Regions from separate parts of the Homo sapiens genome. Here regions 1, 2, 4, 5, 6 and 7 are each linked to region 3. Evidence: chromatin contacts called from ENCODE Hi-C or POLR2A ChIA-PET data. All regions are on one chromosome and are shown on one strand. The core of a region is the stretch at or near the end of the contact, and the rest is flanking DNA. Distances in the headings are between cores, read along the strand shown. Region 1 has its middle 99 kb from the start of SSBP2. Region 2 holds the start of AGGF1 (angiogenic factor with G-patch and FHA domains 1). Region 3 holds the start of HOMER1 (homer scaffold protein 1). Region 4 holds the start of RPS23 (ribosomal protein S23). Region 5 holds the start of WDR41 (WD repeat domain 41). Region 6 holds the start of SSBP2 (single stranded DNA binding protein 2). Region 7 has its middle 23 kb from the start of F2R.

Evidence for each region. Hi-C counts contacts between places; a loop is a spot of excess contacts on that map. ChIA-PET counts read pairs that join two places held with the same protein, here RNA polymerase II (POLR2A). Pooled maps may share reads with other maps.
Region 1: a pooled map shows a loop between it and region 3 (6-fold over the local background). The contact joins the enhancer-like site here to the promoter of HOMER1 in region 3. A Hi-C loop is called at or near these places in 4 of 50 pooled maps. POLR2A ChIA-PET finds 5 or more read pairs at or near these places in 2 of 52 experiments (CD4-positive, alpha-beta T cell and activated B cell).
Region 2: a loop to region 3 is called in a map of naive thymus-derived CD4-positive, alpha-beta T cell, with 22 times the contacts of the local background. The contact joins the promoter of AGGF1 here to the promoter of HOMER1 in region 3. A Hi-C loop is called at or near these places in 1 of 168 maps with a recorded cell type or tissue (naive thymus-derived CD4-positive, alpha-beta T cell) and 7 of 50 pooled maps. POLR2A ChIA-PET finds 5 or more read pairs at or near these places in 1 of 52 experiments (OCI-LY7).
Region 4: a map of sigmoid colon shows a loop between it and region 3 (13-fold over the local background). The contact joins the promoter of RPS23 here to the promoter of HOMER1 in region 3. A Hi-C loop is called at or near these places in 4 of 168 maps with a recorded cell type or tissue (CD4-positive, alpha-beta T cell, CD8-positive, alpha-beta T cell, naive thymus-derived CD4-positive, alpha-beta T cell and 1 more) and 10 of 50 pooled maps.
Region 5: a loop to region 3 is called in a map of CD8-positive, alpha-beta T cell, with 6 times the contacts of the local background. The contact joins the promoter of WDR41 here to the promoter of HOMER1 in region 3. A Hi-C loop is called at or near these places in 2 of 168 maps with a recorded cell type or tissue (CD8-positive, alpha-beta T cell and naive thymus-derived CD4-positive, alpha-beta T cell) and 13 of 50 pooled maps.
Region 6: a map of CD8-positive, alpha-beta T cell shows a loop between it and region 3 (6-fold over the local background). The contact joins the promoter of SSBP2 here to the promoter of HOMER1 in region 3. A Hi-C loop is called at or near these places in 1 of 168 maps with a recorded cell type or tissue (CD8-positive, alpha-beta T cell), 1 of 37 single-sample maps with no recorded cell type and 10 of 50 pooled maps.
Region 7: a loop to region 3 is called in a pooled map, with 4 times the contacts of the local background. The contact joins the enhancer-like site here to the promoter of HOMER1 in region 3. A Hi-C loop is called at or near these places in 2 of 50 pooled maps. POLR2A ChIA-PET finds 5 or more read pairs at or near these places in 2 of 52 experiments (MCF 10A and activated B cell).

Annotation. Positions count from the first base shown.
Region 1 is chr5:81,848,319-81,851,643 of GRCh38, forward strand. No RefSeq gene overlaps it. Among named protein-coding and RNA genes, the nearest start is that of SSBP2, 99 kb to the left of the region's middle. Within about 2 kb of position 1,478, at least 4 of the 41 ENCODE cell types and tissues checked have a DNase peak (open chromatin) inside an H3K27ac peak, as active enhancers do.
Region 2 is chr5:77,028,909-77,032,200 of GRCh38, forward strand. It overlaps AGGF1 (angiogenic factor with G-patch and FHA domains 1), which reads left to right and starts at 1,496. Exons shown (of 14, transcript NM_018046.5): 1 at 1,496-2,068. The coding sequence starts at 1,859. RefSeq lists enhancers at 1,154-1,733, 1,373-1,722, 1,734-2,313.
Region 3 is chr5:79,512,851-79,515,904 of GRCh38, forward strand. It overlaps HOMER1 (homer scaffold protein 1), which reads right to left and starts at 1,284. Exons shown (of 9, transcript NM_004272.5): 1 at 1-1,284. RefSeq lists a silencer at 857-1,566 and enhancers at 1,561-2,108, 1,817-2,006.
Region 4 is chr5:82,276,897-82,279,885 of GRCh38, forward strand. It overlaps RPS23 (ribosomal protein S23), which reads right to left and starts at 1,458. Exons shown (of 4, transcript NM_001025.5): 1 at 1,424-1,458; 2 at 797-956. The coding sequence starts at 1,427. It also overlaps the pseudogene ATP6AP1L. RefSeq lists an enhancer at 1,449-1,778.
Region 5 is chr5:77,490,553-77,493,749 of GRCh38, forward strand. It overlaps WDR41 (WD repeat domain 41), which reads right to left and starts at 1,764. Exons shown (of 13, transcript NM_018268.4): 1 at 1,618-1,764. The coding sequence starts at 1,668. RefSeq lists an enhancer at 1,226-2,149 and silencers at 1,270-1,489, 1,930-2,069.
Region 6 is chr5:81,749,570-81,752,575 of GRCh38, forward strand. It overlaps SSBP2 (single stranded DNA binding protein 2), which reads right to left and starts at 1,528. Exons shown (of 17, transcript NM_001256732.3): 1 at 1,412-1,528. The coding sequence starts at 1,473. RefSeq lists silencers at 390-549, 770-819, 1,260-1,309, 1,480-1,809, 2,080-2,429.
Region 7 is chr5:76,737,674-76,740,982 of GRCh38, forward strand. No RefSeq gene overlaps it. Among named protein-coding and RNA genes, the nearest start is that of F2R, 23 kb to the left of the region's middle. RefSeq lists enhancers at 1,247-1,576, 1,677-1,746. Within about 2 kb of position 1,876, at least 15 of the 41 ENCODE cell types and tissues checked have a DNase peak (open chromatin) inside an H3K27ac peak, as active enhancers do.

The sequences.
Region 1 (3,325 bases), core at 228-2,727, 2.3 Mb after region 3:
TAAAATCCCGACTTATGGCTTGGGACCATATTGTAAAATGTAAATAACATTTTAATGAGTACTATAGAGGAAGACTTTGCTGGGCCAGTTGCCCACCACTGAAGGGCTGGATTTAAGTGTACCTTGGGTTATAATGAAACTAGTTTGGTGGTCTTAGCCTCCCTAGTAGACATTTTCCCACATTAGAAAACCAGCACAGGATTTCATGCAATTCCGTACAAAGGACAATTGCAGTTCTGCTCAAAACCAGAACTGGAGTGTGGATGGGGTAACTAGAGGAGAAGCTAGAGGAGGAAGAACAACAGGGAGCCTTTCAATCCAAAGTTAAACTCCTGCCTAGATTTAGGAGGAAAAGGGAAGGGGAAAAATAATTGCATATGTATTTTTATTTCTGTCCACATTCTGTAATCTCAAATACCATCTGAAGATATCTTCTCCTTTCCATTTCCTGCACTGTCCATGTTCTTGACTCTGTGAGAATATGTATTTCAAAAACTTTGACTAAAAGCATTGTGTTAACCTCTCTATACTAGTAACTCCAGCTCCTGGAGCTGTAGGACTCAACACCCACATCTCAACTAGATTCCATAGAAATTGTATTCATGTGTTTCTTACCTCTCCTGATTCCAAATTCATCTTTTCTAACTAGCTGCATCTCACTTGTCCCTTAACCAAGGTGCCGTCCCAGTTCCCATAGGGGGCCCTTTGTAATGACAGGTACACACCTTCATCTCTTAGTTTTTGCACTAGTCTATATGGAAGTTAATGCCTAATCATATACATTTGATACTCTATTACTGTTCTAATTGACTGACTGAAAGTATAAGCCAACCTTTTAAAGCTAGAGGAAGAAAACCCCAAGCGTAAGATGCTACACTCCTGACCTCACTATACTTCAACGAAAGAGAATTATTCAGTCCTTTTTCTCTTTGGAAAAAGACTCTGGCTCTAAATCCCTTAATGATTCTACCTGATTTAAATCTGACTATAATCCTGCATGGTAAATTAAGATTCTGCACCTTTTCACCCTTGCTTTTGGAATAATGTGTCTAACCCAACACCTGCCTAAAGAGATCAGATCCTCTAAATGATCCAAAGCCATTCTGCTTGGGAATGGAAACCGTAGCATCAGCTCCAAGAGAAGCAAATGGTGCTAACTCCCTCTGACTCGGACAGTGCTTCCACTCATGGGGGCTTCATAAGTGGTTGCATTTAGAGACCCGCTCCCTGAAAAAAAGGATATCTGTTTCTTCCAATTGCATGTGGAGTTCCCTGAACAGTCATTACAGGTCTCTTCCAGCATCCCCTTCCCTTCAATGTCCCCCACCCCCATTCCCACTCCCAGTAAAATTAGACAAGCCTATATTCTACTTAGAGGAAGAAGGTATTGTCCCTGGGAGGTTCCCAGGTCCCCAGCCATTAGAAGAAATCTCCAGGTCTGTCTCAGCACAGTACTTCCCTGTAGCAGGATAATGTGCCCTTCCTGGAGCTGGGCCGACTTTGCCCTAAGGTTACATTTCTACACAAAGAAGCCTTTAAGGGTGCTGTTGCAGGCCTCCACACTGGAGGTTTATATCTGTCAATCTTAGAAAAAAAGGAGGCTGTAATAAAACTGCAGGAGCCAGCAGTGGGGGATTACAACTCCAGGATCAGAGGAGGTCTGCCTCACAGCCCCGCTAGATGCTGAGATTGGCCTCTCTGAGGATGGAGAACAATAAAGCGGAAGGAATTTAAGTCAATTGGCTGCTGGATTGCATTAGCAGGACTCAGAGAAGGGGCACTTGCTGAGGGTGGTGCCTGGATTCTTGGCCGCTGCCCTTGTGCCAACCAAGCTGGGAGATCCAGAGTCTGAGGGAATGAGAAAAGTTCACCCAAGTCCAACAAGTTGGGGAGGCCTGTGGCATGCAGACACCCAAATTGGAGACTGTGTGTGCTGCAGCCATTGCAGCTCCAAGTGTAATTTAGTTGATTTACAGTTAATATGAGCAAATATTAATTAAGGTTTCAGTGAGTGACCATGATAGGCAGAAAAACAGGAAATACATCAGAAGGTGTGCTGGAACACTTTGCAAAGAAAACAGGAGGAAAAGCAAAAGTAGTGGCCTCTGGGAGCTGGGCAAAGAGAGTATTGGGGGAGTCTGAAAGTGGACCTGCCTGGTGGAAGGCATGCAGGTGGGGGAGGTGGAGTAGAGAATAGAGAAGAGAATAGCTGAGACTAGAGAGGACATCACTGACACCTGCCCAGCAGCTCTGCAGCCTTGAATTTGGCAGTGTGGTCCTGATGCCTGCATGGAAGGCTTGTTGGACCCAGCTTGAGAGCTTCCTAAAATATCCTTGGGCCTGATGCAATATCACTTTGTGATGGCACTGCATTGCGATGTGGTGACAGGATAACCTGGTGGTGGAGAGGGAAGGCCTTTTATGTCTTCATATGATTTCATCTGAGAGAGGCCAAATGAGCCCGGCACTCCCAAAGGAGAATGGGTGGGTTGGAAGAGTGGTTAAGCTCTCTGATGTGGAAGGAATAGAGTTCCCGTCCACCCACCCCCACGACAGAGGGCTAGATGCCTGGGAGATGCTCAGTTAGGAGAGGGAAACTCTGGAGGACAATCCCAAGGGGCCTCTCAGCAGTTCACAGGGGCTCTAAAACGCTAAGGGGAGGAAGAGCAGTGTTAACATCAGCCTTCACCTGGAGAAGGCAGCACAAAGAACAGGGCAGCTTCCCCCTAGAATATGCCCTCTGAGTAAGGGAAAAGGAGTTGGATTGGGAAAGGAGAGACGACACAGGCCTAGTGTGGAGAAAGCCACCAGGAGCTCCAGCACTCTCCAAGGTTTGGCCTAGGTCATCTCCAAATAAAAACAGTTTGCCTAGCTCTAGGCAAGCCCTTGTTCTGCATAATGATTTGAATTTTGAAATGTGACTTAAACCTTGCAAAGGAATGCAACTCTTTTCTCCCTCCCCCAGGCCATTCTATCTTTCTTAGAGGGCCAGAGGTGGATCAGAGGGAGGAAGGTTTAAAATTTTAGCCCCTTTACCAAAACATGGAAAGTGTCAACCACTAAGTCTCCCGCCATCCCCGCCCCCAATGCTCAAAGTGTTCAAAACTAAAAGCTACAGCATCTTTTCAGCAAGTAATCAGCACAAGTTGAAAGGCACATGCTGTTGCATTTCTGATCAGATTGTATGTTAAGCAGGAAAATATACCCCCACCCCAACCCTTTTTGGCTAAATGCATGTCTGTTTAAAGAAGCCACCAGGCAGTGCCTCTCACTTTGTCTTGGCAGGGCACAACCATCAGACGAAGTGGGAGGAAGAAACATTAAC
Region 2 (3,292 bases), core at 246-2,745, 2.5 Mb before region 3:
GTGTTCCAAAGAAGGCCACATCAGTTTAAATATTGGCAAACCAATGCCAGGGTCATGCAGACAAAAGACCAAATAAATGCACCAAACCAGAGCATTTTTCTCCCCTTTTCCACAGAATATTGTCTCTCTCTTATTTTCCCACCAGGGATGCTCCTTTTTGCGACTCAGACCTAATGTACTTGCTCTATTTTCCCGGGGGGTCTAAACTCAGGAACCAGAAGAATGACTAAATGAGAAATAAAAGTAAAATTCTGAGCCCCTGAACTGACTGAATAGACCCATTGTTCACTACATAGAAAGCCAGTCATTGAGACAAGGAGTATTGCCAGGGAAGAAGGTTCTATTTGGGTGCTGCAGCCAAGGAGAATAGGAAATCAGTCTCAAATCCATCTCCTCAACCAACTAAAATTAGAGGTTTATATGGCAAGGGAGAAATGTGACTACATGTGAGAAAACAGGAATTAGTGAGCGGTAAGGATGAGGACTTGTTCAACAGGCAGCAGGTGGCTGGTTAGGCAATCATGATGGGTGAGGGGTATGGTGCCTCATTGTCCAGATGCAGTGATCTGGTAAGTTTCAATTCCTTGATACTATCTGGGAGGCCTCATGGTTGGTTTCCCAAGAAAGGAACTCAGATAAGAAAGATGTAACTTTCTGAAGTTTTAAGACTGGGAGGGTAAATTTCCAGGTTTATTCAAAAGAAACCATAAACATCAGTTCTATAGGACAGTTGGGCTGATTTCACACCAACCAGCATTCCTTCCTGATAAGAGACCACCAACCACAGAGAAGTTCTGGCCAATCTACCAGGGACTCACAGCGAGGGTTTTCATGTCCTCTGCTTTGCCATTTGACATCAGAGGGCTGAAAACTTCACACTGGGATCATGCTAACACCACCATTTTTTGAATATGGGTCCCATAGAGAGGCAGGAAGCTTAATTGTGCATGTGCATATTTCTCCTTTCATAAATATTCATGAATCCTCCTACAGCTCATTGAATATATTTGGCCACCCTGCTCAGCATAAATTTCTGTTCCCTTTGTCCTTCCTTCCAAGTGTCTGTTCTCAGCTTCTGACCAGAGGCTATGCTTCCAAGCCTGTCAGAAAGGCCACCCTGCAGGCTGTAACCCTTCATGAGAAATAAAGCCCTTTTCTAAATTTATTAACCTCCTCATTCTTCAGTTGACATAAGTAGAGCATCATAGTCCCCACAAATCATTTCTGGGATACTCTGTTCTTATTTGTAAAACAAGGAGATAGGAAATGCATGCTATACTAAAAGTTTGTTCAAAGAACATCCGCACGTGCAAATGTCTGAGACCAGAGGCTGCAAGCCTCCCTGTCGCTCTTAGGGCTTCGGTAGCCACATTGCCACAGCTCTCCACGCCCTCAGGTAACGCCCCTCCGCAGGCCGAGACGTCGGCACGTACACTGTCAGGTCTTCCCGCTTTCCGTCGCTTCCTGTTCCGTCTTGGTCCCGCCTGCCGCTGGCGCCGTTGTTTCCGGCTCAACTGGGGAGCTGCTGGAGCTCTTCTGGCCTCTGGTTTTCCGACTGCTTATCCGACGCTCCTCCCTCTGTCTCTGTAGCTGGAGAAGGTAGTTTCCAGGAAAGTTTTCCGGTTTGCAGGCCGCGCACATCGGGCAGGGGCCATCCTCGGTCCCCTTGCTCGTTGCTCGCAGCCCCGTTCGGCTACAAGTGAGTTTCAGGGCGTCATGGCCAGGGGCCACCGCGGCCAGCCGGGTGTGAGGCTGCCTTTCGCTGCCCGCGCGCTCCAGTGGTCTCTGGGTCCGCCGGCGTCCGTTTCGGCCTGAACGCAGCCCCTCCGCGGCGACGAGCAGTCTCGCGCCGGAGCTCATGGCCTCGGAGGCGCCGTCCCCGCCGCGGTCGCCGCCGCCGCCCACCTCCCCCGAGCCTGAGCTGGCCCAGCTAAGGCGGAAGGTGGAGAAGTTGGAACGTGAACTGCGGAGCTGCAAGCGGCAGGTGCGGGAGATCGAGAAGCTGCTGCATCACACAGAACGGCTGTACCAGAACGCAGAAAGCAACAACCAGGAGCTCCGCACGCAGGTGCGCGGTCCTCCTCAGCCCCGCGCCCCATCCAGCCCAGGCGAGGCCTTCGAAGCCCGTGATAGCCTCGGAAGGGGTCCCTGGCAGGGGCTCAGAACTACTGTAGAGTACTTAAAGTAAATAAGTAGAAGCTCAGCGCAGTTACAATTCCAAGTACCTTAGGAGCAAACCTGAGTTCAGGTTACTTGATTTAAATCAATGTCTCGCGGCTGGCGTGAATTGAACTTAAGTACTGTGGCTACATTGTCTTCATTCTCACTTGACCTAACATCCCATTGGCAGTAGGCGCATTTACTGTAGATCACATTTGAGTTTATTAAAATGCTGGACTTGAGTCAGAATCCCATCTCTGCTATTCACTGGGTGTGTGAACTTATATACCGAGTCTCAGTTCCCCATTAAATGAGAATGATAGCTCACAGTAGTAAAGGTGAAGTAAAACAAACAATTTTACAAACTTTTGAATGCTATACCTGTTTAAGGTTGCTCTTCTGGGCGTTTATCATCTTCGGCTTTCTTGTGTAAGTAGGGACGATATATAACTGCTTTTGTTGGAGACGTTAAGCAGCTTATTTCGTTTCCAAGATGGTAGGGGCAAATGTTAATACTTAAACTGTCACATTAAAAACAACCTTGGCTGGACGCGGTAGCTCACGCCTGTAATCCCAGCACTTTGGGAGGCCGAGGCGGGCAGATCACCAGGTCAGGAGTTCGAGAGCAGTCTGGCCAGCATGGTGAAATACAAAATTTAGCCGGGCGTCTCTACTAAATACAAAAATTAGCCGGGCGTGGCGGCGGGCACCTGGAATCGCAGCTAGTCGGGAGGCTGAGGCAGGAGAATTGCTTGAACCTAGGTGGTGGAGGTTGCAGTGAGCCGAGATCGTGCCACTGCACTCCAGCCAGGGCGACAGAGTGCAACTCTGTCTCAAAATAAAAACCAAAAAACCAAGAGCATAGTATTTTTTTCTACCTTGTTGGCAGGCCCTCTCTGCCAACAGATTATTTCCACATAGTAACTAGTTTCAATTTGACCGTTGTCTAGTCCTTCATAATTTATTGGTGGTTTCCTAAAACCAGTATATAGGCTGAACACTGAAACGTCATCAGACTTCTTTGTTTTGTTACCAAATGGACTATGAAAATAACTGTTGAGTTGCAATGACTTTGTATGACCATTACATGGAGTTCCTGACATGACATTATTGGAAAGTTTTTGTTTAGTCA
Region 3 (3,054 bases), core at 34-2,533:
CTATTTCGCAGTTGCTTTTCCACCCCCACCCCCAGATCCTTGTCCGGAGGTATTTCAAGGATGCTGCCAATTCAATTAGTTCTCTTAGGTAAAATGATTTCTCTCTTGTAAATACCAAAACGTTCAAACAGAGGCGGCATTTGCTTATTCGAGTTAAAATGCTTTGCGGAGGAGACAGCGATCAACTCTATTCCACAAAATGAGTCTACAAGTAGGGAAATGCAGAATCCGGCTTCACCGAGTCCTATAAAAAATGAGTTCGCTGGTCATTTCACTCATGTCCTCCTCGACACTCAGGGAGAGCCAGGTAACTCGGCCTTTTCGGAGCTAAGGCTGCGGGTTCAAATTTCTCCACCACACCAGGTCTCCGGGGGTGGAGCGAGCAACCAAACGCGACGTGCACGTGAATAAAAATCCCAAAAGCAGTAATGCCACGGCTTCCCTGCGCTCACATTAGGAAAAAAACTACACAGGAAAATCTCCTCGAAGTGCAAACCCGGCAGCTCGCAACCTGCACGGCACTCCACATTGGAATCTGTCTTTTTAAATGTTTCTCCTCCTAAGACTCGGAGCAGAGAAGAGGTGGGGAGGACGAAGAGAAGGCTAGGCAGGATCGATTCATTCTCCCGAAGAGAATAAACGGAGCCATTTCCAGGCTGGCAGCAGGCTGGGGGCGCAGCGCACGCCGGAGAGCTGGAGGAGGGGACCCGATCCCACCTCCCTCAGCCCCTTCCCGCCCCCCGCCGCCGAGCACAATGGAGCCCGGCTGGTGCCCGGCCCTTCATTCGCGGCTGCCCCCTCTTCCCTCCTCTCTTCAGAGCACAGCGGGTCTGAGGCTCCCGTCGGCGGAGAATGAATGAATCACAGAGCCAAGCCCCACGCTTCCACTGGCACCCTGCCCCCAGCTCCAGGGCGGGCGAAAGGGGCCGAAGGGTCGACGGGCGCCTGCCCGAGCCAAGGCGGGAGGCTAAGCCCGCGTTGGGGCCAGGAGAGCTGGGCTCGAAGCCGAAGCGCAGCCGCCGCTCCAGCGCCCCCACCCCTACTCCTCGTCTCTCACGCTCCGCGCCGCCGCCACGCGCCGCCTCACATTCCCCGGGCCCCGCCGCCGCCTCTTCACACTTCCATCAGCGCCCGCCTCCGGCTACCGCCGGGCAGAGCAGCGCCAGCCCCGGCGGCCTGAAGCCTGCCGCTGCCTCCGCCTCCGCCGGCCGGCCGGCTGGCAGAGAAGAGGGTGCTGCTTTCCCGGTCAGCGCCGCCGGCGTGAAGCTAGCGCGGCGGCAGAGTGGGCTGCGGGGGGCGGGAAGGGGGCGGAGAGAACGGGGAGCGAGGGCGGTCCCTCCCTCTGCTCGCGGGAAGGGACGGGAGGCGGTGGCCGCCGCGGAGCCGCGGCCGGGGGCTGGGGCGCGGACTGGTCCCGGGAGCCCGACGGGCCTTGCGAGCAGCGGGCCGCGGGAGAAAGCAGCAGCCGCAAGGCGGCGGAGAGGCTGATGGTGGGGGGCCGAGCGGCCCTCGTGGGGAGCTGGGCCGGCGGCAGGCCCTCAGTCCGTTCGTCCTTCTTTTCCCCCCTCCCCTAGAGGCTGGCGGCTGGCTGGCCGTGCGCTCTGCTCCTCCTCTGGCTCTTGGCCCCGCTCCCGACCGCCACAGCCTCCTCCGCGCCCCACACCAGGTGCTCGCGCTGTGTCTCCATCCTCCCCGCAGGAGGACCTTTAAATAGCAACGTCAGCGCGCTTCTCTCCGCACACACGTCACCCGCAGCTCACGTCACCGAGGTGCGGGGGATGATGTCACGCGGCCGGAAGTACTGCTAAATTAGGGAAGGAGCAGGGGGAGGAGGACTCGGCGAGCTCCTGTGTGCCCACCTGCTCTCACTTCTCCTTAAAGGCCAAAGCACAGGAGACAGCCCGAGAGGAGCTCGAACAAGGAAGCGGCGGGAGGAGGAGATTTCCTTGCAACAAATGTGCCAAACCTGAGTGAATCATTCGTAGCAAAAGTGCAGTGTCAAGCGGGTAATAGCCTATCTCCCACTCCCACCGCTATTGCAGCAGCACCCCCGGGCTTCTCTTGTCCTGACTAGCAGGGAAATGTGGGAGGGAGAGCCTGATCACACTGCTGGTAGATGTGCTTCCAACAGGACTTCGGAAAAATCACCTAAATTTTCAATTATAGAGTGCCATTCTGGACATAGTCGACTTTTAAACTTTTTGTTAGTGGTTACCTGAAACACGAAAGAATAAAGAGCAGAGCAATAAGCAAACGAAATAATGTTATAAAGGATAGTAATTTTATTTGCAAAATAGCAGTTTTGACATAGGAAAATGAGTCAATCTTAGTTCACGTATAGCAAATGCCAGTGTGTCCTCTCAGTTTCTCTTCATCAAGAATATGAGTTCCATGACACTTGGCTCCAGCCAGTAAAACAAGAAAGAGAAAAAGTATATGGGTTTCAGTCTGTGGAATTTAAATTAAAATTTAAAAATTAAAAATAAGAAAGAGCACCAAATCCTTTTTCATTAACACAAGCATATTTTCGTCTTCTTTAGTTTTGACCACATAATATGTAATTACAATATCTCTTAAGTGTGTTTTGCATTTTCTGTATGGCAAGGGTGAGTAGCTGTCTATAGGTTTACTAGCTATGTGTGTCTATAAACACCATATTATGAGTGCTTTTTACATTGTAAATTACTACAGAGTTTTTAAATTATTTTAAAGTAATTAGGTTAAAACAATTTTTTAATTAGGTAAATCATATAGTGAACTTTGATTTTATTTTACTTAACTTGATAAGCATGGCCAAGAAATAGAATTGCTGCGTATTGCCAAAGGCCAATACTGTTTCAAGTTAGTCTACAAATTTAGTGACCCTGTTTTCCAGACCAAAATCTAGACACACCATTTGACGTTAGGAAAAAATATTTGAATCTGAAGTGACCTGGAAAATCCAAAACATAGGATTACCAACCTATGAAGTGATTATTAGGAAAGTTATAGATCAATATCAACGCAGTTTAAATAAAAGAAGCTAAAACTCGTTAGAATGTATACCACGTGTGA
Region 4 (2,989 bases), core at 208-2,707, 2.8 Mb after region 3:
GTCTGGGCCGGACACAGTGGCTCACGCCTGTAATTCCAGCACTTTCGGAGGCCGAAGCAGGCATTATCACCTGAGGTCAGGAGTTTGAGACTAGCCTGGTCAACATGGTGAAACCCCATCACTACTGAAAATACAAAATATTAGCTGGTGTGGTAGTGGGCGCCTGTAATCCCAGCTACCTGGGAGGCTGAGGCAGGAGAAATGCTTGAACCTGGGAGGCTAAGGTTGCAGGGAGTCTTGCGCTACTGCACACCAGCCTGGGTGACAGAGCTAGACTGTCTCAAAAAAAAAAAAAAAAAAAAAAAAAGTCTGGGTTAAAATGGCTCTACCATCAAATATGATAGAACTATATGAAATTATTATTTTAAAAAGTCAAAACCAGTCAAATACTGGCAGTTTCATGTCTCAATCTTAGGTGTATGACCTCAATTAATTCTGATGCAAGTCACTTCTCTTCACCTTAGTTTTATCAAGTCGATAAAGTTCAATAGCTGACACGTGCCATTTACTTATAACAACTCCCACAGTAAAGGTGTTTGTGTCCTTTACTTCATCATTGCTAGTATCTTCTCCAATTCCTTCCAGGCCAACGTTAAATTAAAACCTTAACTACCTAATTCCCAAAAACTAATTTTACCAACTTTTAAATAGAACAAACGCTTTGCAATTTTACCCCACAATGCCCAAATGAATACTACTACACAAAAACCTGCAATTACTTTCAAAACAAGAATTCGTAAGTTCATGTCTCGAATTCCTATAATAAACTAAAACTTGACGGGAGCAATGGACTTACACTTTTTCCAGCACGATTCCTTTTGCATGAGAAGCACCTCCAAAAGGGTTGGCCTTTAGGGCTGTGCCCAAATGAGCTTTCTTATACTGTTTATCATGCCACTTCTGGTCTCGTCGGTGACTACGGAGCTTCCTAGCAGTACGAAGTCCACGACACTTGCCTAAAAATTAAATATTTTAGTTCTTCCGTAAAAACACGCCATCTACGTGTTTCCCATCTTCTAAGACACTCGCCTCACCTGGAATAAACCCTTAAGCCGATTGGCTCTCGTACTATTTATTGGCCTGTGGGCCAAACATTTGGCCTTCAAGTTGCCCTGAACCGACTAATAAACGTTCGAAGAGGGCTCCGGAGAATGTGTTCTCCCGAAGGACGAGGCCCCGCTCGAATGCCCGGGAGGAAGCGCTGGCCTCCCTGCGTCCCTCGGTACCCCGACCTCGGCGGCCTCCACGCCTCATGGGCCCCTTCCGCGCCGGACCACGTGCCTCCTGGAGCGGCGCTTCCCCGGCCCTCCCCCATGGAGCCTCTCCATGGCATCCCCCGCCCTACTCTATTCGCATCCGCCCGCCCGTCCCCAAGACCCCAAGTCCCGCTTGCAGCGCCCTTAAACCGGCCACAACAGCTCACCCATCCTGTCGGCGCCACGGGCCTGAGCGAAAGAGAGAAGCACCGCAGGAAGGAGCCACAAGCCACCGCGAGCAAGCCCCGCCCAGCCAAGGACCCCGCGCCGCTGTCTGCGCCGCGCCTGACCCGAGGCTGGGGTCTCTCCTTTGAAAACGACGCGTTTGCATCACTTTCCTGAGCCAGAATCTGCGTCTTATTTAATTTGCAAGAAATTCAGAGATATCTAATTTGCATGGTTTTTTTTCCCCCTTTTTCTTTTGAATGCTGGAGACCGGAGGAACATGGACTACCAATCCCAGAATGCGTTTTATGGGACCCGCTCACCGCGCAGGCGCTCTTGCCCAAGCCACTGAGAGCGGGACGCGGGGCTAGGTCAGAGTAGGAAGGAGTCGCTGAGCTGAATCTTTGTGGAGTGGAGTGGGGCGAGAGTCCTCCGAGTAGTCTGGAAAATTAGACTTCTGAGCCTTAATTCATACTTATAAGCAGCTAGTAAATTGTAAAATATAGTGAAGCAATGTAGTGTAGTAACTAAAACCCCAAGCTTTGGAGCCAGATTGGGCCTTTAACCCTAAAGTTGCCGTTTATTTTGACTGGCGAGTCATTTACTTATAGATTTATTTATTTTTATTTTTATTTTTTTCTGAGACAGGGTCTCACTCTGTCTTCTAGGCTGTTGTGCAGTGGTGCGATCTTGGCTCACTACAACCTCCGCCTCCCGGGTTCAAGCGATTGTCCCACCTCAGCCTCCTGAGTAGCTGGGATTACAGGCTTCCACCATCACGCCTGGCTGATGTTTGTATTTTCAGTAGAGAGGGGGTTTCACCATGTTGGCCAGGCTGGTGTCGATCTCCTGACCTCGAGTGATCCGCCCGCCTCGGCCTCCCAATGTGCTGGGATTACAGGCGTGAGCCACCGCGCCTGGCCATTTAATTAACTCTTTAATACTGTTTCTCCTGTAAGATGAACTAGCTGTGAGAGGTTTCTGGGATATTGGTTCACTCAGCAAGGATGTTTAAAAATGCCTTCTATGTGCCAGACGCTGTTGTAGGTACCGGGAATATGGCGGTTAAATTAAGAGGGTGAAGGTTTCTGCTCTGATACAGTTTATATTCTAAATGTGAGAGGACAGACCAGTTAGATAGATGTAAATTAAATAATTAAATAGATGATTTTTACATACTGTAGAGCTATAGAGAAAATATAGCTGGATGGGTGATAGTGACTTGGGGATGGGGGTGGCTACTCTGGATAGGGTAGTTTAAGGTGACATCTCTGTGCAGATGTAGAATGGGCTAGTGCTTTCTAAGAACTGAAAGATCAGTGAAGAAGGGGAGCATAGTGACTGAGGAGTAGTGTGGCATTAGATGGGGTCTGAGAGTTACACAGGAACATGTGGAGCCTGTAGGCCATGGTAAAGCCTTTTTCTACTCTTCTGGTGATTTAAAGCCATTGTAAAGTTTTGAGCTTGGGAGTAGGTAGCAAAATAAGATTTATATTTTTATGGGGTTACTCTGGCTGTTGAGAGGAGAAAAAGACATGAATCTGGGAGGCCACTTGGGAAGGTATTGC
Region 5 (3,197 bases), core at 514-3,013, 2.0 Mb before region 3:
GAAGAAATATATAAATTTAAAACATGCATAAATGTTTTCCAAAAAAAAAACCACCACCACAAAGCATTGATTTTGTATTTATTCTGTCTTCCTTCTAGAAGAGATTGTGGTGAGAAATTTGAAAACTATATAAACTGCTTCTCCTCCAATGAAAACTTGCCAGGAATGGGAGACCTGGTTAAGCAAATAACATGATTAACCAAAGAACCAGGTTAAAACAGAATTATCCAAAATGTCGTATATACCATATATGGCTATTCAATAATCCACAATCTCAAGGATTTAGGATTAATCTGAAATAAGAAATTTTTAAAAACAGACAATACCGTCAACTGCAAAGACATGCGGAAGTTAAAATTGAGAAGACTGCCTACTCTCAACAATCCAATTTCTTACTTTTAACAATCTAAACAAATACTTCTTATGAGAAATAAAATGCAATTCACAAATTCTGTTCTTGTCAGGCCTCTGAGCCCAAGCTAAGCCATCGCATCCCCGGTGACTTGCACATATACGCCCAGATGGCCTGAAATAACTGAAGAATCACAAAAGAAGTGAAAATGCCCTGCCCCGCCTTAACTGATGACATTCCACCACAAAAGTGAAAATGGCCGGTCCTCGCCTTAAGTGATGACATTACCTTGTAAAAGTCCTTTTCCTGGCTCATCCTGGCTCAAAAAGCTCCCCTGAGCACCTTGCCCCACTCCTGCCCGCCAGAGAACAACTCCCCTTTGACTGTAATTTTCCTTTACCTACCCAAATCCTATAAAACGGCCCCACCCCTATCTCCCTTCGCTGACTCTCTTTTCGGACTCAGCCCGCCTGCACCCAGGTGATTAAAAGCTTTTATTGCTCACACAAAGCCTGTTTGGTGGTCTCTTCACACGGACGCGCATGAAAGTTCTTGTGTGGCATACGAAATAAATTTGGGACCTCAAAATTTCCAAGACTGCAAAAATTATTTTATTCACATTTCAAATGTAAATTTCATTACACACGGTCTATTCAATTATTCGGGCCCATGAAGAAAGTGTGACTATGAAACCAAAAACAGCAGTTAATTAGAAAATCATGTTCTTGACCTTGAAGCAGATTACTTTTTAAAAATAATTATATCCTTTTTCGGTTGTTGGATAAGTAAATTAATTTTATATTCCCTGACCAAGTATCAGTAGACGCCAGGAAGAGACACCAATTCAAATAAACCAAAAGTGGAAAGCTGCGGTCACAACTCGTTCGTTTCTAGCTAAATCGTATACTTTTTAAGTGGAAATGAAGATAGTTTCGGTAGCCAGAAGCCCTAAGTTGTCACAGGTCCCAATAGGACTGCTGACCAGCTGAGCGTCCCTGAGCCAGGATCTCACGATTCAGCTAGCCGTGGGACGGGGCCGGGGGTCTGCAGCTCCAGGGTGCGCCTGGGGTCCCGCCGGGTCTGAGGAGCTCCGGCTCCCGCGCCCTCCGCCCCCACCGTCGTGAGAACAGCGCGTGGCACGAGCTCAGCAGCCAGCCCCGCCTCCGCCCGGGTCCCCGCGGTCGGAACCCAGGAAGGCCGAACCGGAACGAAGCCGCCCCTCCAGCAAGCTCGACGGACGCAGAGCAGACCCACCCGGGGTTTACCTCGGCCAGTCCCTGCGGTTCTCGGCCTCCCCCGATCAGCCATCGCAACATCCGGGCAGCGGCGGCGTCTTGCCCGGTCCAGCCCCAGTCAGCCCAAACTCCGCCCCAGGCTCGGCCTCCTCCTTCCTCCCCGGCTGCAGCGCAACTGAGACGCTAATACTTCCCGCCCCAGATCAGCCCACGGGCCGAAGGAATGCAGACCACAGTTGAGGGAGAATTTTTGTCCCCAAAGCGCTCCCGTACCCAGCCACGGAGGCTTAGTTTGGGCAGTCGCTTGGGGTGCGGCGGCCGACGGCGGGGGCGGCTGCGGCGATTGCGGGGCGCGCGCTGCTCCGAGTGAGCACGCGCGGGAGCGCCGCCGGGTAGCGCACGGAGCTTAGGTAGCTCGAGCGGCCCCTGGTGGACGCGCGCGGAGCAGCAACCCGACCCCGGCGAGCAAGCGCGCACGAAGAATAATGCCCCTCCCTGTGACATGGCTTTAGTATCCTCCACTTCCTAGGGTACCAGGAAATCTCCCCTGCTTTCCCAAGAGCTTGCTGAAGAAGGTGTACCGCAGTAGACTTCTGCATCCAGACAAATCCAGTGGCTCATGTGTACAGCCGAATAAATCCGGCCAACATTTACTGTGTGCTATAGTACAGCTACTGTGCTAAGGCTTTACATAAATCCTCATGGTAAACCTATATCCTCTATTTTACACATCAAGAAACTAAAGCTCTGAATGATTAGGTAATTTGTCTAAAGATAACAGCTAGGAAGTGGCTACATTGGTAGTGTTCTTGACCGTATGCTATATTAACATAGAATCTCCCTAAAGAATAGAAGGCAGTTCATATACCTTTTTTTGACTACTACATTTTCTTAGGTAGTCAAAGGGCTGTGGTTATCTATGCTGACTGCATATCAGAATTACCTGGGTAGCTTTTGAAAATGTAGATTCCTGGCTTCCACCTCAGACTCATTAAAATAATCTTTGTGGTTGGGACGTAGGAATCGGGGTTTTGGGAAGGCTCCTCAGGTGATTCTGATGAGTAGCAAGGTCTGAAAATCACTGGTCTAGGAACTACTTATACATATCATGTTTGCAAAAGTATAAATATATATATTTGCATATGTATTAGGTTCAAATAATCCTCCTAGCAGTAAATTGTTGTAGGGAATCTACAAATGTCCCAACTAATGCATTAATTCAGCAAACATGTATTGGACACAGATGCACTAGAGAAGCAGAAAGGAATCACATAAAATGCTGCTCTGGAGGGACAAGGCATAATGTCCCAGTCACCAATAAGAGAGAGCCATACATCCCACTTTAAGCTAAGTTGGTTGTGAGCAGCTACACAAACTTACAGTCCCTCTGGAACTCGGATCTCCTATAATTCATCTTTGTATTCCTTTTGAGTGCACTCGGCAAGAACACACTCCCAAGGATCAGGAGCATGTTGCCTTCTGTGTGCTAGCCCCAAATTGCAGTCTGCATACAGTTGAAGACAGACCAAAACAGAGACTATCCCCTGGGAAAGAGGGACTTATCTTTAAGTAAAACAAAACTCAGAGACATCAGGAGTTCAGTTCTGGAA
Region 6 (3,006 bases), core at 278-2,777, 2.2 Mb after region 3:
ACCCCCTCAGAAAGACAGGGTGCGTTCAACGACAAGGATAACTCTGACCCTCAGAGTTTAAGTGGTTACTGGGAATCACTGATCTGTTGCACAGTTTAAAAAAAAAAGGGGGGGGTTCTTCCTCAGTGATCACAGTCACTATTCGTTCTCATTTTTAGTAACAACCAAATCACCGTTACAAGTACACAAGAATAGCAGCAAACCGCTTTGCTTTGCAGTGTGCCGTGACAGTGGCATCCCGGGCCGGGAGGGGCTCTGTTCTCGCCAGCCGCCTCTTGGGCTCCCACCGAAGTTAACACCTGTATCTCCCCACAACTGTAACCAAGCGGCTCCTTCCCACCTGAACGCTTCTCCCCTCCCACAAACCCCTTTTCGGACCACTGGCCCTCCCCGCCACAGCTGCCCTCCTCGGGCGCCCCCGGCGGCTCCCACAACTCCCCTCCGCGCGCCCCCGACCACCGCCCCGCCGGGCCCGCCCCTCCCGCCGCTCGGGGGCTGCCAGCCTCACAAAAAGTTCGCCAGCCGCCGCCGCGGAGTTGGGTCCGCTGCGAGAGGCAGAAACGCCAGCCTCCTCCAGCGGATCCCGCTCCTCGCCAACACACTTTAGCTCCCCGGGAACTCGGTCCCTCTCCGACTCCCAAACTTCGGCGGCGTCTCCGGCGCCCACCCGCCCCCGCCCCCGCCCCAGCCCCAGCCCCAGCCCCGCGATGCGCGGGGGACTGCGGGCGCCGCGTCCGTAGCTGGCCCAGGAAAGCCCGGACGCCCAACCCGCACACGCCCTCCGCGCCCCGCGCGCGTCTCCGCGCCCCGCGGGGCCCCGCTCGGCCGCTCCACGCCCGGCTTCCGCCCGCCGCGCGCCCGGCACCGCCGCCCTCGCCTCGCCTCGCCCCGCGCTCGCGGCCCTAAGCCCCAGCGCCCAGGCCCCCGCCGCCGCGCTCCCCGCGCTGCCCGCCCCGACCCCGGCCCCGACCCCGGCCGGCCCGCCAAACACCCACATTCCCACTGCGCGCCTTCCTCCACGCAGCTGCCCCTCCCGCCACCCCCGGCGGCTCCCCAGGTCCCCGGAGCCCCGGACCCCAGCTCTAAAGTTACTTTGGAAGGTGAACCCGCGGGTTATTTCCCTCAATCACCCAAACAAGTTTCCATCCTCGCCACCAGCACCACCGCCGCCCCTCAACACACCCGGTCCCTCCCGCCGACAGCCCCCTGCGGCCGCCCGCCCAGCGCCCGCACCTCCCGGGAAAGCGCAGCTCCCCGCACCACACGCCCCCATCGCGGCACCCCTCCCCCTGCCAGCCCACCCCCGGCGCTCCCCGGGCGGAGAGTGTCTGTGTCTCCCAGAGTGTGCGAGTGCGTGCGTGAGTGTGCGCGCGTGTGAAGGCGGAGGTGGGTGAGAAGCGGAGACACTTACTTCTCCCGGGCCTGGCTGTCGGACGGGACGGCGCTGCTGTTACTCTTGCCTTTGCCGTACATGCTTGTGCCGAGAGCAGCTCCCACTGTCACGCACCTGTCAACCCATCACAGCCTCCCCGGGAACAGCCCCGTCCCCATGGCGACCCACGCAGCCACCCCCACTATTGGCCGCCCCACGCCAAAGCTCCGCCCCCTTCGCCCAGGCAACGCGCGAGACTGACAGGCCTCCCCCTCCCTCTGGCCTTCCGAAGCGCGCGGTGGCGGCTAAGCCTCAGCGGCAGTCTCCTCCCTCCTTCCCTCCCTCCCCGACTCCCTCCCTCCCGCCTTCCCTCTCCGCTCTCCTCCCTCCACCCGCTCTCCTTCCCCCTCCCCCCTCCGAACCCGGGCGCAAGGGGGGAATTAGAAACTGCTCTAGAAGGATTTTAAACAACTGGCTGTTCTCTCCGCCGCCACCCCTCCCCCCGCGCCGCCCGCGCTCAGCTCCTCACTGGAGAGAAGGCGCCGGGAGGAGGAGAAACTGCGGCCTGGAGTCTCCGGCCGGAGCCGGCGGAGCTGGAGCCGTGGCGGCCCCAGACTTCGGGGCGCCCGCCGAGTCCACGACAGAGCCACGGCCTCAGCCGCCCTGGGGCCCCCACCAGCCCCTCTCCCGCTCCTCTCCTATGCGTGACCCCGCGCCGGTACCCACGATTGATTTTTGCGGTCCTCAGCCCTACTCCCTGGGGTGTCGCCCCCGCCCTGTTCCCAGAGGGCCGGCTGGCGAGGGACACCCGCGCGGTTCCCTCGACCTTCTGGCTGAGCGACCGACAGCGACTCGCCTTCTCTCCTGGGGAAAGGCTGCACCTCCGGCCCTCGGCGCCGCTGCGGTGGCGGCGCCCGGGGCCGCGCCCTGCGCCCCAGGGGAGCACCCGGCCTGGGGTCGGCCTCCTCTGTAAGAGGTGAGCGGACCTCCCGAGGAGGCCCGGTGACTCCTGCGGCCGCAGCGGCCCCTGCCCCAACCCCTTCTTGCACGGAGCCCCGCGGCGCCCTGGACACCCCGCCAGATCTGCCGCAGAAGAGGGCCCCAGGCTTCCCCACCCGGCCTGGTTTAACAGTTTGGGTCAGTGATGCCTATTCATCCTGACCCCTGGAGTGGAAAAGGCCAGAAAAGGTCTTGAAAGACTTCCCTGTCCTTGCCCGTTAGAATAGGCCCCAGCGCGCTCCAAGGTGTACAAAGCTGTGCCAGGGCTGAAAGGCTGCCCGAGAATGTTTCTGTATCCAAATCCCTAATCCCATTTCAGTAAACGCGCAAAAGTTTCAGAAACACACACAATCTGGTTCCCAGTAGAACTCTGCATCATTTATCTTATTGAAGTCCTTGACTGTAAAATCAGACGGGTGCAAATGGGGTTAGAAAGAAGATGGGCTTCACACGGGGAAGAAGGGGACAGATGGGGTGGGACAGGGCGACATCTGGAAAGGATGAATAGACAAGAAGTAGCTATGGGAGGAGAGGGAAATCGGATTCGCGTGGAGGAAGGTACCGTTCTATTCCACACACACACAGCTTTAAGCATTTAGTAGGAGGATCATAAAATGCATATGGAGATATACAGA
Region 7 (3,309 bases), core at 626-3,125, 2.8 Mb before region 3:
ATTTATTTTAACATGTAATGGGCTTATTGTCATTTTTAGCTGAAATAGATATTTTCAAAAGTTCTCCATTTTAATGTCTAATATGGAAAATATCAGTAGATAAAATCATTGGCAGCAGGGTGCAGTAGCTCACACCTGTAATACCAACACTTTGGGAGGCCAAGCCAGGCGGATCACGAGGCCAGGAGTTCGAGACCAGCCTGGGCAACATAGGTAAACCCCATCTCTACTAAAAATAAAAAACTTAGCTGGGTGTGGTGGTGCACATCTGTAATCCCAGCTACTTGGGAGGCTGAGGCACGAGAATCACTTGAGCCTGGGAGGCGAGGGTTACAGTGAGTCAAGATGGCATCACTGCACTCCAGCCTGGACGACAGAGCAGAGCAAGGCTGTCTCAAAAAATGAAAAAGAAAAAAAGTCAGTGATGTGCTGCTAAGCAGGATCTCCACAAAAAGAAAAAAAGCCTGATCTGGCAAACTAGCATTTGCCAATTTTGATGGTGTGAATACTCCCTTCTTTTCCAGTTTCAAGCTCCCAACTGTTTAACAGTTGGCTTGACAAATTTCCTGAATATTGAATTCTTGTGAGCAGGTACAAGTTGACTCCAGCACACCAATGGATGCAACCCACATAAACAAAGGCTCTTTGCTGGTCCTCAATAATTTTAAGTGTATTAAGGTGTTCTGAGCAAAAGAAGTTTGAAAACCACTGCCCTTATCCAAGATGTCCCAACTTTATTGACTTGAAGAAAACAGATAAACTGGTAATTATTATAAAAGCATAAAAGCAAACAGGGGTAAAGAGTTGGCTTAGAGCTGCAGGCACCACTCTGGGTTTCTGGCTGTTTCAGAGCTGAGGGGTTCCAAGTCTTGGAGCAAGAAACTGATTCAACATCCAGGCTCAGTGGCTCACGCCTATTATCCCAGCACTTTGGAAGGCTAAGGCGGATGAATGGTTTGAGCCCAGGAGTTCGAGACCAGCCTAGGCAAAATGGCAAAACCCCGTCTCTACGAAAAATACAAAAATTAGCCGAGCGTGATGGCTCATGCCTGTAGTTCCAGCTACTTGGGAGGCTAAGGTGGGAGGATGGCTTGAGCCTGGGAGGCGGAGGTTGCAATGAGCCAAGATGGTGCCACTACACTTCAGCCTGGGTGACAGAGTGAGACCCTGTCACAAAAAGAAAAGAAAAGATACTGATTCACGTCATCAGGTATGGTGTGGTCCACAGAACAGGAAGCTCTGTGTGAGGTCTGATTTTCAGCCACCTGCTGTGTAAAGGAAAGAGAGAGGTGCTTGCTGAGCAAAGTTTCAGACCAGAAGACCAAGAGACAATTCAGAACAGCAGCAGATTCTACCCATGGTGGCATTCCTGTAAAGTGAAACTCAAGCGCCAAGTTTGTTGTCATGGGGACTGTTGATTGCATGCTAGTCTTATGGAAACACACGGAAAACCAGAGGTCAAATTCAGTAGCATCTCAGAATTCAGATAACACAGCATGTACAGTTTCAACCCAGCAGGCTGTGTGTTTATCACTTCAGGAAATGACTCATAAGCAGTAAGGAGATGAGCTTTGAAAGCTGCATCTGGCCAGGGCACGGTGGCTCACCGCTGTAATCCCAGCACTTTAGTGAGGCCGAGGCGGGTGGATCACCTGAGGTCGGGAGTTTGAGACCAGCCTGGCCAACATGTGAAACCCTGTCTCTACTAAAAATACAAAAATTAGCCAGATGTGGTGGCACACACCTGTAATCCCAGCTACTCAGGAGGCTGAGGCAGGAGAATTGCTTGAACCCAGGAGGCAGAGGTTGCAGTGAGCCGAGATTGTGCCATCCAGCCTGGATGACAAGAGCGAAACTCCATCTCAAAAAAAAAAAAAAGAAAAGAAAGCTGCATCTATAGTAGCCTGCATGGTGGCAGGGCCAGTCTGGCTGTTTTGCCTATCTTAATGACTACATCTGCAGGTCATTTTGGTGTGCTGCTATGCGACCCATCCAAGGAAGTGAAAACACCACGAAGGGTGGGCTGTCCAATACTGAGATGCATTCGTGAGCAAAACCATAATCATTTGATATCTATTTTTGTTGTTTTGTTTCCTATCCTGGGATATCTAGTTGCTCTTGAAACTAGCTGACACATATTTTAAAAAAAACAAGACAAATAATATATTCCCATCCTCCAGAAGCTAACTGGCTTTGGGATTTAATCCTAATACTTAATGTTTAGTTAGGAAGCACAAAATTTGAAGACCTCAGATTTAGAATTTTATCAGCTCTGCCTTGTAACAAGTTTTAGAAACTAAATCAGTTGGCCAGGCCTGGTGGCTCATGCCTGTAATCCTAGCTTTTTGGGAAGCCAAGGCGGGCGGATCACCTGAGGTCAGCAGTTCGAGACCAGGCTGGCCAACATGGTGAAACCCTGTCTCTACTAAAAATACAAAAATTAGTCAGACATGGTGGCACGTGCCTGTAATCCAGCTACCCGGGTGGCTGAGGCAGGAGAATTGCTGGAACCCGGGAGGCAGACGCTGCACTGAGCCGAGATGGCACCACTGCACTCCAGCCTGGGCAACAGAACGAGACTCTGTCTCAAAAAAAAAAAAAAAAGAAAAGAAAGAAAGAAAAGAAAAGAAACTAAATCAGTTCTCAACTCTGGTTGCGCATAGAATCACTGGAGAGCTTCTAAACAATTCCAGTGCCAATCTCTGGGGGCGAGGCCTGGACATTGATATTGTTTTCAAGCTCCTCAGAAGATTCTGATGTGTAAACCAGGGTTGATACTAAGAAAAGAAAAATCCCTCAGCAGTCTGAGCTATGTGAGGTGTGCAAAATTTATTAGGCCCAGAGAGACGGGAGTAGAGGACTTCAGTCACACCCCCGGCACATACCCTCCCCCTACCCACCACCCCCCATGCCTGTGGGCAATTATTTAAAGTCATTTTGTTCCTGGTGGTGTGGTAGCTCATGCCTGTCATCCCAACACTTTGGGAGGCCGAGGCGAGAGGATCCCTTGAGGTCAGGAGTTTGAGACCAGACTGGTCAACATGGTGGAACCCCTACACTCCTAAAAATACAAAAATTAGCCAGGCATGGCAGCATGCTCATGAAATCCCAGCTACTCGGGGGGCTGAGGCAGGAGAATTGTTTGAACCCAGGAGGCCAGAAGGTAGAGGTTGCAGTGAGTCAAGATGGCGCCACTCCAGCCTGGGCAACGGAGAGAGACTCCATCTCAAAAAAAAAAAAGGCATTTTGTTCCTGACTAGCTACATTCCCTGTTATCTTCATGTTCCTGGAATCTGTGATACAAAGAAC